Linked DNA regions of Homo sapiens: region 1 is linked to region 2. Evidence: read pairs that join two places in POLR2A ChIA-PET (ENCODE). Cell type or tissue: IMR-90. All regions are shown on one strand. Each heading gives the region's core, and the rest is flanking DNA. Links, peaks and the distances in the headings are about the cores only.

Region 1 (6,145 bases), core at 1,229-5,228, 140 kb after region 2:
AGTGAGCTCTTCTCTGCAGCCAGCTCAGGCTCATGACTGCACTGCCAGGGAAGAGAGTAACATTGCTCCAGACCCATTTGTACCTGACTGCTCTAAAGGTTACCTTGGATCTGGGAAAGTTTGCTGAGTAAATTAATAACATAAGCAAGGACGTAAGAAGAACTTTAACCTACCTCACAGAATTCTATACTAAGAGGCCAAACTGTTTTTGAGAACCAAAGGACAATGCATACAACGAGTCTGGTTATTCCTAGAGAATCCTAACTGGGAGCTGACAATATTGATGGGGCTCCTGCCAAGTGCCGGGGCCTGTGCTCATCTCTTTATGGACTGTTTCATCCTTACATTGGTATTATCCTCATTTTGCAGCCAAGAAAATAAACTAATAGGAAGGAATAAGTAACTTGTCTAAAGTCATGCAGCCAAAATTCTAACCCAATGTCTACAAAGTCCATGACATTGCATTTTTCTTTTTCTTTTTTTAATTAAAAAGAGACCAGGCCGGGCGTGGTGGCTCATGCCTGTAATCCCAGGACTTTGGGAGGCCAAGGTGAGTTGATCACTTGAGGCCAGGAGTTCAAGACCAGCCTGGCCAACACAGTGAAACCCCATCTCTAGTAAAAATACAAAAAATTAACTGGGTATGATAGCGTGCACCTGTAATCCCAGCTACTTGGGAGGCTGAGGCAGGATAATTGCTTGAACCTGGTAGGAGGAGGTTGCAGGGAGCCGAGATTGCGCCCCTGCACTCCAGCCTGGGTGACACAGGGAGACTGTGTCTCAAAAAAAAAAAAAAAAAAAAAGAGACTGGGTCCGGGCTCACTATGTTGCCCAGACTGCTCGTGAACTCTTTGTTGTTGTTGTTGTTGAGACAGAGTTTCCTTTAGCTCTTGTTGCCCAGGCTGAAGTGCAATGGCACGATCTCGGCTCACTGCAACCTCTGCCTCCCAGGTTCAAGCAATTCTCCTCCCTCAGCCTCCCGAGTAGCTGGGATTACAGGCACCCGCCACCACACCTGGCTGGCTAATTTTTGTATTTTTAGTAGAGACAGGTTTCACCATGTCGACCAGGCTGGTCTCGAACTCCTGACCTCAAGTGATCTACCTGCCTCGGCCTCCCAAAGTGCTGGGATTACAGGTGTGAGCCACTGAGCCTGGCTAAGAGAAAGGCCTTGAACTCTTAAATTCCTGGCCTCAAGCAATCCTCCCATCTCAGCCTCCCAAGTGCTGGGATTACAGGAGTGAGCCACTACACCTGGCCAATATTTGTGTTTTTTTTTTTTTTTTTGAGATGGAGTCTCACTCAATAGCCCAGGCTGGAGTACAGTGGCGCGATCTCTGCTCATTGCAGCCTCCATCTCCCGGGTTCAAGCGATTCTCCCACCTTAGCCTCCCGAGTAGCTGGGACTACAGGTGCATGCCACCACGCCTGTCTAGTTTTTGTATTTTTAGTAGAGATGGGGTTTCATGACGTTGGCCTCGAACTCCTGATCTCAGGTGATCTGCCCACCTCAACCTCCCAAAGTGCTGGGATTACAGGCGTGAACCACTATGCCCGGCCCAAAGTTTGTATTTCTTAAAAAGGATTTTACAATGATAATTTTCCTCAAATTCAGAGCCCGCTTTCTACTTAGTATAACTGATGGGGTTTTCTAATGATAATATGAACCGTCCCACTCCCAGGAACACAGGCAGCAGGCCAAGCAGTGGCTCTCAGTGAGGGTGAGTGTGTGGGTTGGGGGAGGGGCAGCCCATGAACACCCCAAGCTACTTCCACACTCCAATGGTCAGGAGAATGCAGAATTGAAAGCAGGAACAGGAGTCTGTGGCCTGGAGCTCACATTTAACCAAATAGTTTTCAGAGCTGGCTCAGAAACAGTTCTCCAAACCACAGCACTCTGCAAAGCCCAGCTGAGATCATCAGATGGCCATCCCAGGACAAGCAAGCAGAACTCCTCGGCCTGGGGTCCTGTTTGCCAAAAGGAATCTGGATGTTGTGAGTGCCTCAAGTCACTGACTCCCCCTCCTCATGACCAGGGGATGATGAGCAGCTGTTTAATAAGCCACCGGTGTCAAACCCGGTGGCCGGGGGCCCAGGAAGAACCCCGACTTGGGAGTGCAGCCCCTTAGGCATCTCAGAGCCAGGGACAGGAAAGAAAGACAGGTTGTGTTGCCAGTGTGACTGAAGCAAATTACCTTCCCTGGGCTGGTTTCCTTTATCTATCTTGTCTATCTTTTCTTACCTCCCTCCCGGGACCTTGAGATGCCTTGGAAATCAGATGGGAAAAGCACTGTCACTCACTGCAGGGGTTGTGGTAATGCTGGTTACTGATGCCACTGGGAACACCAAGCTACAGGAGTCAGTCATTTGGGACAGTGCCAGCAGTCAGAGCACAGGTCACACTTGTTCCAAACCATGGCAGTCGGTGCTTGCTGCCCAAACTATTGTCTGAGTTTATTTTTTAAGAAATAAAAAAAAAAATTATCATAGAATACAAAGAACATAAAATACACCATTGTTACCATTTTTTTTTTCTCTTTTTGAGACAGAGTCTCACTCTGTTGCCCAGGCTGGAGTGCAATGGTGCAATCTCAGCTCACTGCAACCTCTGCCTCCCGGGTTCAAGCAATTCTCCTGCCTCAGCCTCCCAAGTAGATGGGATTACAGGCGCCCACCACTGCACCTGGCTAATTTTTTTTTGTATTTTTAGTAGAGATGGGGTTTCACCATATATGGTCAGGCTGGTCTCAAACTCCTGACCTCAGGTGATCCACCCGCCTCGGCCTCCCAAAGTGCTGGGATTACAGGCATTAGCCAACGCACCCAGCCCATTGTTACCATTTTCACGTGTCCAGTTCAGGAGTATTACATACATTCACATTGTTATGCAACCTATCTCCAGAACTTTTCATCTTGAAAATCTGAGATTCAAAAAATAAAAATAAAAAAATGAAAGAAAAAGAAAAAAAAAATAAAAAGAAGAAGAAGGAAAAAAGAAAAACCGAAATTCCATGCTCATTAAACAGCTCCCTATTTTCCCTCCCCCAGCCCCTGGCAACTAGCACTTTACTTTCTGTTTCTATAAATTTGACTTGAGTATTTTTTTTTTAATCAACAAAACTCTTAACTTGCACTGTCAATATATTCCAAATATTCCAATATATTCCAAAATATTCCACAGCAGGCCTGGGTCATGCTGGATTAGCAAAGACAAGGACTGGCCTAGATGGAGTCACACCCTCCCCAGCCTTGGGTTTGGGTAATTCTCAACACCCTAATTCATTCTCCCCTGGCAGCTGGAGAGACCCGTGGGACAGCCACTCACTGCAGAAGGGGCTGGTGAGAGACATGCTCGTCATCTCCGAGGGCCTGGCTCTGCGCCAGCCACACACTTATCTGCCTGCTCCATCTCCGGAGTTTCTGTCTCTGAGCTTTGGCAATGGAAGTTGTGCTTCCACTATTAGCCAACACCGAGCTGGACTCTGGTAACTGACACAGCCGTGCATCTAGTGTAGCTCGGGTTGAGATGACTTGGCTTTTTTTTTTTTTTTTTTTTTTTTGAGACGGAGTCTCGCTCCGTCACCCAGGCTGGAGTGCAGTGGCGGGATCTCGGCTCACTGCAAGCTCCGCCTCCCGGGTTCACGCCATTCTCCTGCCTCAGCCTCCCGAGTAGCTGGGACTACAGGCGCCCGCCACCACGCCCGGCTAATTTTTTGTATTTTTAGTAGAGACGGGGTTTCACCGTGTTAGCCGGGATGGTCTCGATCTCCTGACCTCGTGATCCGCCCGCCTCGGCCTCCCAAAGTGCTGGGATTACAGGCGTGAGCCACCGCGCCCGGCCGACTTGGCTTTTTAAATTGCCTTCTATGAATATATATTTGTCCTAAGACTGGACTGGCCACATGAAATCAGGTTTTCAAAACGGAACTGCCTGTGAGGATGTGTGAGTGTGGATGTCAGGTGGCAAGGGGCTGAGAAGGAAAGTGCAAGGGGGCCTCCCATCCCACATGACTCACACGTTGCTCACATACACACACCCAGCCCCCCCCCCCCAACCCCAACACACACACGCAGGGCTGTAAACCATATGATTAGGCTCCTGCCTGACTCTCCCAGGCCATCTCTCCCTGTGGTCCAGCCACCATGGGCTGCTTTCTGCTCCAAACACACTCAGGATTGCTGTGTCCCAGGGCCTGCTTGGTGTCCTCTGCGTAGACACTAGACCAGAGCTCACAGAGCCACCTCCCTCTCAATAATCAGCTCTCAGCTCAAATGCCACCTCTTTAAAGAAGACTTCCTTAGAAACGGCCTGATTTCTAGTTTCACCAAAAACTGACCCTGAGATGAGAATTTGGGTATATGGCTTATTTGGAAGGTGATCCTGAAATGAGTGAGAAAAGGAAATCCAAAAAAGCAGGCCAGTAAAGCGTGTGTCACTTAAGGAGCAGGTAACCACTGTAGGCAACTGGAGCTCATTCCCCAGGACTCCTGAGAGCTCTCGCAATGTCCCACCAATGGTTACAGAGGTGTTTGCCTTGGAGTAATTCATTAAGCTGCACGTTTGCTCTGTGTATTTTTCTGTATCTGGATTTTACAATACAAGATTTTTTGTTTTGTGTTTTGTGTTTTTTGAGACAGAGTCTCGCTCCGTCACCCAGGCTGGAGTGCAATGGTACGATCTCGGCTCACTGCAACCTCCGCCTCCCAGGTTCCAGCGATTCTCCTGCCTCAGCCTCCTGAGTAGCTGGGATTACAGGCACCTGCCACCATGCCTGGCTAATTCTGGTATTTTTTTAGTAGAGATGGGGTTTTACCATGTTGGCCAGGCTGGTCTCAAACTCCCAACCCCAGGTGATCCGCCTGTCTTGGCCTCCCAAAGGACTGGGATTACAGGTGAGAGCCACCATGCCTGGCCATTTTTTGTTTTTTGAGAGAGTCTCACTCTGTCACCCAGGCTGGTGTGCAATAGCGTAATCACTAAGTGCAGCCTTGACCTCCCAGGCTCCAATGATCCTCCTACCTCAGCTGATACTACAGGCATATGCCACTGTGAAAGAAAAATAAACCTTGGAGCCCTAAAAGCACTAAGCTAAAGGGAAAAGTCAAGATGGGAACTGCTAGGACAAACCTACCTCCCATTCTGTTGAAAGTCATTTCTCTGCTCAGCTGGGCAGGTGGCTCATGCCTGTAATCCCAGCACTTTGGGAGGCCGAGGCAGGCAGATCACGAGGTAAGGAGATTGAGACCATCCTGGCTAACATGGTGAAACCCCATCTCTACTAAAAATACAAAAAATTAGCCGGGCATGGTGGCAGGTGCCTGTAGTCCCAGCTACTCGGGAAGCTGAGACAGGAGAATGGCGTGAACCCAGGAGGTGGAGCTTGCAGTGAGCGGAGATCATGCCACTGCACTCCAGCCTGGGTGATAGAGCAAGAGTCCGTCTCAAAAAAAAAAAAAAATTAGGAAGTCATTCCTCTGCTTACTGAGATAGATGCATATCTGATTGCCTCCTTTGGAAAGGCTAATCAGAAAGTCAAAAGAATGCAACCCTTTGTCTCTCACCTACCTGTCACCTGGAAACCCTCTCCCTGCTTGAGTTGTCCCACCTTTCCGGACAGAACCAATGTACATATTACATTGATTGACTTCTCATGTCTCCCTAAAATGTATAAAACCAAGCTGTTGGCTGGCGCGGTGGCTCACGCCTGTAATCCTAGCACTTTGAGAGACCGAGGCAGATGGATCACCTGAGGTCAGGAGTTTGAGACCAGCCTGGCCAATGTGGTGAAACCCCGTCTGTACTAAAAATACAAAAATTAGCCGGGCGTGGTGGCGGGCACCTGTTATCACAGCTACTCGGGAGGCTGAGGGAGGAGAATCGCTTGAGCCTGGGGGGCAGAGGCTGCAGTGAGCTGAGATCACACCACTTCATTCCAGCCTGGGTGAAAGAGCGAAACTCCGTCTCAAAAAAAAAAAAAAAGAAAAAACCAAGCTGTGTGGCCGGGCGTGGTGGCTTACGCCTGTAATCCCAGCACTTTGGGAGGCCAAGGCAGGCAGATCACCTGAGGTCAGGAGTTCAAGACCAGCCTGACCAACATGGTGAAAACCCATCTCTACTAAAAAATACAAAAATGAGACGGGTGTG
Region 2 (6,145 bases), core at 1,343-5,342:
TAGTTCCTCTGTTGCCCCAATGCAGGCAGAGCAGGGGACAGAATAGCTGAGTACAGAGGTCACTACCAGAGAACTGTCCTGGAAAGAAACACTCAGACCAGAGGCAGCAGAAGATGTAACCGGCTGTGGGCATTGTGTATGGTGGGTGTGAGGGAAATAAAGAACCCATATTGGATTTCAGTTGAACTTTGAGTTGGTGTGGAGCAAAGTGAAAGGGAGAGCCTTGATATGAAGTGAGCATTGGCCCTCCTGCAGAGGAGCTGCACGGGAAAAGGAGGAATAGGGAGGAGGCCCACAGAACCAGACAAGGTAGTGAGGGAAACGGGGGATGGAGGCACATTAACTTACTGCCGTCCCATCTGGTAATCTTCATTTCCATTCACTGAGTCACGCTATGGCCATGCTATATCACTTTGAGTGCTAGCACAGCAGCAAGATGGGTAGATCTGAACTTCATGTGGTAGCAGGGGTGTGGCAGGTGCTTGGGTAATGACTGGTAGTAGGTAGCAGGACAGCACCTGCACTGAAGAGAACATTCTCCAGGGGTTAAAGGTGGAGTGTGTCCAGGTTCTTAACGTCCTGAGCAAAGAATTGGACAAAACGCACAAAGCAAGGAAGGAATGAAGGGATTTATTGAAAATGAATGTACACTCCACAGTGTGGGAGTGGGCCTGAGCATAGGGTTCAAAAGGCCCTGTTACAGAATTTTTGGGAGTTTAAATACTCCCTACAAAATTCCATTGGTAACTTTGGGTACACCCTATGTAAATGGAGAGGATGAAGTAAAGTTACAGTCATTTACAGCATACGCTCTATGGAGAGGATGTTTTCTGTTATAGCCGAAGTGTGAATCAGCCTTATGTTCCCTGCCTCCAGACCCTATTTTCCTGCCTCACAGGAAGGCAGAACAATGACTCAGATGATATACAAAGTCACAGTGAGTACCCAGTGACTAACATGATGTCTCGGGGTGTCCTGCGAGACAGGTGAAGCCCTACCTATAATACTCAGAAATCAGGGAGTTAGCATTGTGTAACAGTTAGCTGTATGCAGGCCACCAATCTCCAGGCCATGGCTCTTGGATAGACTGGCTTTTTGGAGTAGACGGTACTGGTGGGAAGAAAGTAAACTTTGAGATTTGAATAGAGAGGGTACTAGACAGACCTAAGCACATTAGCGATCACATCGAACCAGGCATCAGAACCAGCTCACAGGCTCCTCCAGTCTAGAAGCAAGAGTGAATTGGAGGCAGTCCTAGAATGTTGATTTACATGGTCAAATGCCTCTCTATGAGGTCAGGATTGGTCCTACAGATCAAAGCTCCAGGCCACACATGTTAAGGACCCTCAGCCCAGGGAGGTGGCTTTAATCTTGGTTCTCCAGTGTCAGGAAGAGATCCTTCAGTCATGGGGTAAGTATTTTCTGAGCACTTAGTACGTGGCAGGCGCTGGACTATAATGGAGAATAGTCCCTGCCCTCAAGGAGCTCCGAGAAACAAGACTCATTGGACCATCAGTCTGGATTCACTGAGGCAGGATTCTTTACAGCACTTCTGATGCAATTGTCACGGACTGGAGACCAGCCTCCATACAGGACCTGCAGGCATATTTTGTTACGCCCTGCACAGCGAAATACAAATCCAATAAAAGTAAATGCGCAAGTCTGAGGGGAACAGCTTGAAGATCTTATATACCACCCCACCACAGTGTTTCTAAAGGTTAGGCAATGTCACTGAAAATAGAGAAGAGGAAAGGTACATCCAGAAGGTGGAATAATAACCCTCCAAAGACATCCACATTCTAATCCCCGGGATCTGTGAAGACGTTACCTGATGGAGCGAAAGCGACTTTGCAGATGTGATTAAATTAAGGGCCTTAAAAAAAAAAAAAAAAAAAAAAGAGAGACAGAGAGATCACTTGGGTATTCGGCATATTCGATTCCCTCTAAAAGGTTCTGTATCATATTTATTCACTGAGCAAAGTCACCCTGTCAGTTTCAGAATTTGAGGTCAAAGTCATTTTGAGAAATAAAGGCAGATTGTCTTTTGGTTGTTCGATTTGTCTTGAAGGATATGGTATTTGTCAAAACAGCAGTTATTCTCAAAAAGAATTCTATTATGTACTCTTAGAGATCAGAAGCTTTTTACTAATACTTGTTTATTTTCATTAACTGGGGAAAATATGAGTATTGTTTATTTTTACTCCTTTCTATGCTGCAAGTTAATAAAAATAAATCCCTTCAAAGTTAGTGATCAATGCAATGAAACAATATATTTAAAAACATTTCAATTAAATTAACTAAATATAAAAAAAAAAAAAAATAAAAAAAAAAAATAAATAAATTAAGGGCCTTGAGGTGGGGAGATTATCCTGTATTATCTGGATGGGCCCAATCCAATCACACTGTTCTTTTCATCAGAGAACCTTTCTTGGCCGAGTTCGTAGTCAGAGGGAGATGTGACTACAGAAGAATGGTTGGACACGTGCAACACTGTGGGCTTTACAGAGGAAGGAAGGGGACATGAGCCAAGGAACTCTGGCAGCCTCTAGAAGCTAAAAAAGGCAAGGAAACAGATTCTCCCTTAAAGCTTCCAGAAAGGGACACAGCCCTGTAACACTTGGATTTTAGCCCAACTGGGTGTGTGTCCCGCTAGTGATCTCCAGAACTGTAAGATAAGTGTGTGTTGTTTTAAGCCATTAGGCTTGCTCGTGATTACTTGTTATAGCAGTGATAAGAAACTGATACACTGGCTTTTTTTTTTTCAAACAGATTCTCACTCTGTCACCCAAGCTGGGGTGCAGAGGCATGATCTCAGCTTACTGCAACCTCCAACACCCGGGTTCAAGCAATTCTCCTGCCTCAGCTTCACAAGTAGCTGGGACTACAGGCATGCACCATCACGCCTGACTAATTGTTGTATATTTAGTAGAGATGAGGTTTCACCATGTTAGCCAGGCTGGTCTTGACATCCTGACCTCAGGTGATCCACCCACCTCGGCCTCCCAAAGTGCTGGGATTACAGGCATGACCCACCACGGCCAGCTGGCATATTTTATGATGCTAAAAAGATTGGGTACTATCTATTCTCTAATACTTGCTAAATCTTCATCTATTGTAACAGGAAATAAATTGATAGTGGCCAAAAAGGATAAATTTTAAAATAACAGTTTAAGCATATTCTTTACATATAGAGGTAAATATCAAAAGAAATGCCCAAGAGAAGTGAAAGTGGTTGCCTCTGCCGAGTGAGACTAAAAGATGGGGCAGGAATCTGCTGTTTTGGTACTACTGATGCAATTTTTAAGAATCAGAATGCACTAAAACTTTGACTTAAGAAATGCTAAAACAATGTAATTAGACCAGTGTTTTCTTTCATATAAGCAGGTATTGTCTAGAGCTGTACTGTTCTACATAGTTAGCCACTAGCTCTATGTGGCTTTTACATTTCATGTTAAAATTAACTAAAATTGGCCGGGCATGGTGGCTCACACCTGTAATCCCAGCATTTTGGGAGGCCGAGGTGGGTAGATCACCTAAGGTCTGGAGCTCAAGACCAGCCTGGCCAAGATGGTGAAACCCTGTCTCTACTAAAAATACAAAAATTAGCCGGGCGTGGTGGCATATGCCTGTAGTCCCACCCAGCTACTCAGGAGGCTGAGGCAGGAGAATCTCTCGAACCTGGGAGGTGGTGGTTGCAATAAGCCGAGCCTGCACCACCGCACTCCAGCCAGGGTGACAGAGTGAGACTCTGTCTCAAAAAAAAAAAAAAAAAAAAAACTAAAATTAAATTAAATTAAAAGTTCAGTCCCTCATTCACACTAGCCACACTTTGTGTGCCAGACAGTGTATTGGATTCGTAGATTAAGAACTTTCCATGAGAACATTCTATTAGGCTATGCTGGTCAAGGTTCTTTTGTTCTCTGCCCTGCACACCCCTGAAGCCGTTTGGGTTTGTAACTATTGCCTAGCGGCAAGATAGGGCTACAGATGTGAGTGTATGGGAGCCTGCAGGCCAGTTAAAGGAGTTACATCTGCCAGTCAGGATTAATGGAAAGCAAGATTAGAAAAGGAACAGACCAGCTCACCAGTTATCTAGGACTGCATACCAAACCACCTCAAAACATATGTGTTGTACAATAACCATTGTATTTGACCCTCAGCTGGAACATCTAAGGATGGTCTCTCTGTGTGGCCTGGGCTTCTTCATCACATGGTGCCTGGGTCCAAGAAACAGGAAGTGGAAGCTGCCAGGTTCTGAAGACCTGGTCCTGGAGACTGGCACTGCTCACTTCCACTATATTTCATTAGCCAAATAAGCACAGAACCCAGATTCAAGGAGAGGTGACATAGACTCCACTTCTCAATGAGAAGAGTATCACAGAATTTGGGGGCCATGTTTTAAAACCACCAAAGCTCAGAACTCCTCTTCTTCCTTATCAATGTCTACTTTTCAAGGAAAGATTTTTTTTTTTTTTACAAAACCTTTATAAAGACAGTTTTTACAACTTGCATGCCTTTGCTATTCTATAACTATAAAGTACCCCACTACATGTCAAACGCTGTGTAGACTGTTACTCTTTCAAGCAATGACATAAAGGAAGAAATAGAGAAATGCAATATGAAGAGAGATTCTTTTTTCTTTTTCTTTTCTTTTTACATTTTTTTACATTTTTCCCTAAAAATTTCACTGAAGTGAGAAAGCTTTTTTAGATGGAAGAAAACATGAACATGTTTATAGACAGGAGAAAAAGGGTGTTGCCAATATAGAAAAAGATTCTAAGTGTTGGTAGAGAAGGAAGGAATTGGCTAAAGAGTAGCAGGGAAGGTGGAGCTGATTTCCAGATTAATTTTTTTTAAAAAGGCCAGATGCGGTGGCTCATTCCTGTAATCCCAGCACTTTGGGAGGCTGAGGTGTGTGAAATGCTTGAGCACAAGAGTTCAAGACCAGCCTGGGCAACATGGGGAAACCTGTCTCTACTAAAAATACAAAAATTAGCCAGGTATGGTAGTACGTGCCTGTAATCCCAGCTACTCAGGAGGCTGAGGCAGGAGAATCACTTGAACCCAGGAGGCGAAGGTGAGCCAAGATTGTGCTCACTCCAGCCTGGGTGACAGAGTGAGACTCCATCTCAAAAAATAAAATAAAATAATTTAAAAATTTAAAAAAGAGTACCAGGGAAGGAATTTACATCAGGCCACAGGTGGCTACTAATCCTTTGTCCCTTCCAGAAATTTTTACATTTTCCTTTTAACGAGTCTGTGTCTTTCTCCCTATGAACATTAAAAAGCACATTTGCACAGAACACTGTGCGGCCCACTTGGAATCCAATTCTAAAGGCGAAATAGCCTTCAATTCCATTATTTCTACCACTACCTCGCCCCACTTAGAAGAGGGTGTGCATGTCAGTGTTAAATGCTGCTCCTCCAACGGTTCTTCCAAGAAGCAAAGAAAACAGACTGCTGCAATGGGATCTCTGAGCAATTCTGATTTGCTGGGAATTGCAAAGGTTTTCTTTTACTCAGTGTTCTTGAGGTTTTGCTTCCATCTTCGAGAAATGATCCTTTTACCACTCCAAATTATTCACCTAGAGAGACACTTGCAAGTCCACAGAACACAAAAATGGCACTTATTAAACATTTAAATCACCTATAGGGTAATTATCAGATAAATACAGTATAAGGTTGCATTATTATCGTCTCTATGCCTGACATTTTCATAAAGCCATTTTATTCTGCAGTTTAAGAGAAATGATTACCAATAAAGCTTTTTTTTTTTTTTGAGACAAGAGTCTCACTCTGTCGCCCAGTCTGGAGTGCAGTGGCGTGATCTCAACTCACTGCAAGCTCTGCCTCCCGGGTTCACGCCATTCTCCTGCCTCAGCCTCCTGAGTAGATGGGACTACAGGCGCCCACCTCCACGCCCGGCTAATTTGTTGTTGTTGTTGTTGTATTTTTAGTAGAGACGGGGTTTCACCGTGTTAGCCAGGATGGTCTTGATCTCCTGACCTCGTGATCCGCCTGTCTCAGCCTCCAAAAGTGCTGGGATTACAGGCGTGAGCCACCACGCCCAGCCCAATAAAGCATTTTAATTGAATATTGTCAGTGATTGAGCTTTGGAAGGTTTTTAATTGGGTCATGTGATTTT

Evidence for each region. ChIA-PET counts read pairs that join two places held together with the same protein. Peaks named below come from ENCODE experiments on the same cell type or tissue, not always from the same donor. Only the 100,000 strongest peaks of a DNase experiment are listed, where the experiment ranks them.
Region 1: POLR2A ChIA-PET joins it to region 2 with 9 read pairs; 2 of 35 experiments call an interaction of 5 or more read pairs at or near these places.

What each region holds. Positions count from the first base shown.
Region 1 is chr1:224,201,592-224,207,736 of GRCh38, forward strand. No RefSeq gene overlaps it. Among named protein-coding and RNA genes, the nearest start is that of DEGS1, 21 kb to the left of the region's middle. RefSeq lists a silencer at 3,370-3,419. In IMR-90, for the core only: no CTCF peak of the experiment used is centred there; DNase peaks (open chromatin) are centred at 1,820, 3,400 and 4,010; H3K4me3 peaks cover 733 bases; H3K27ac peaks cover 1,629 bases.
Region 2 is chr1:224,057,540-224,063,684 of GRCh38, forward strand. It overlaps LOC105373061 (a long non-coding RNA gene), which reads left to right and starts at 1,327. Exons shown (of 3, transcript XR_001737824.1): 1 at 1,327-1,411. In IMR-90, for the core only: no CTCF peak of the experiment used is centred there; no DNase peak of the experiment used is centred there.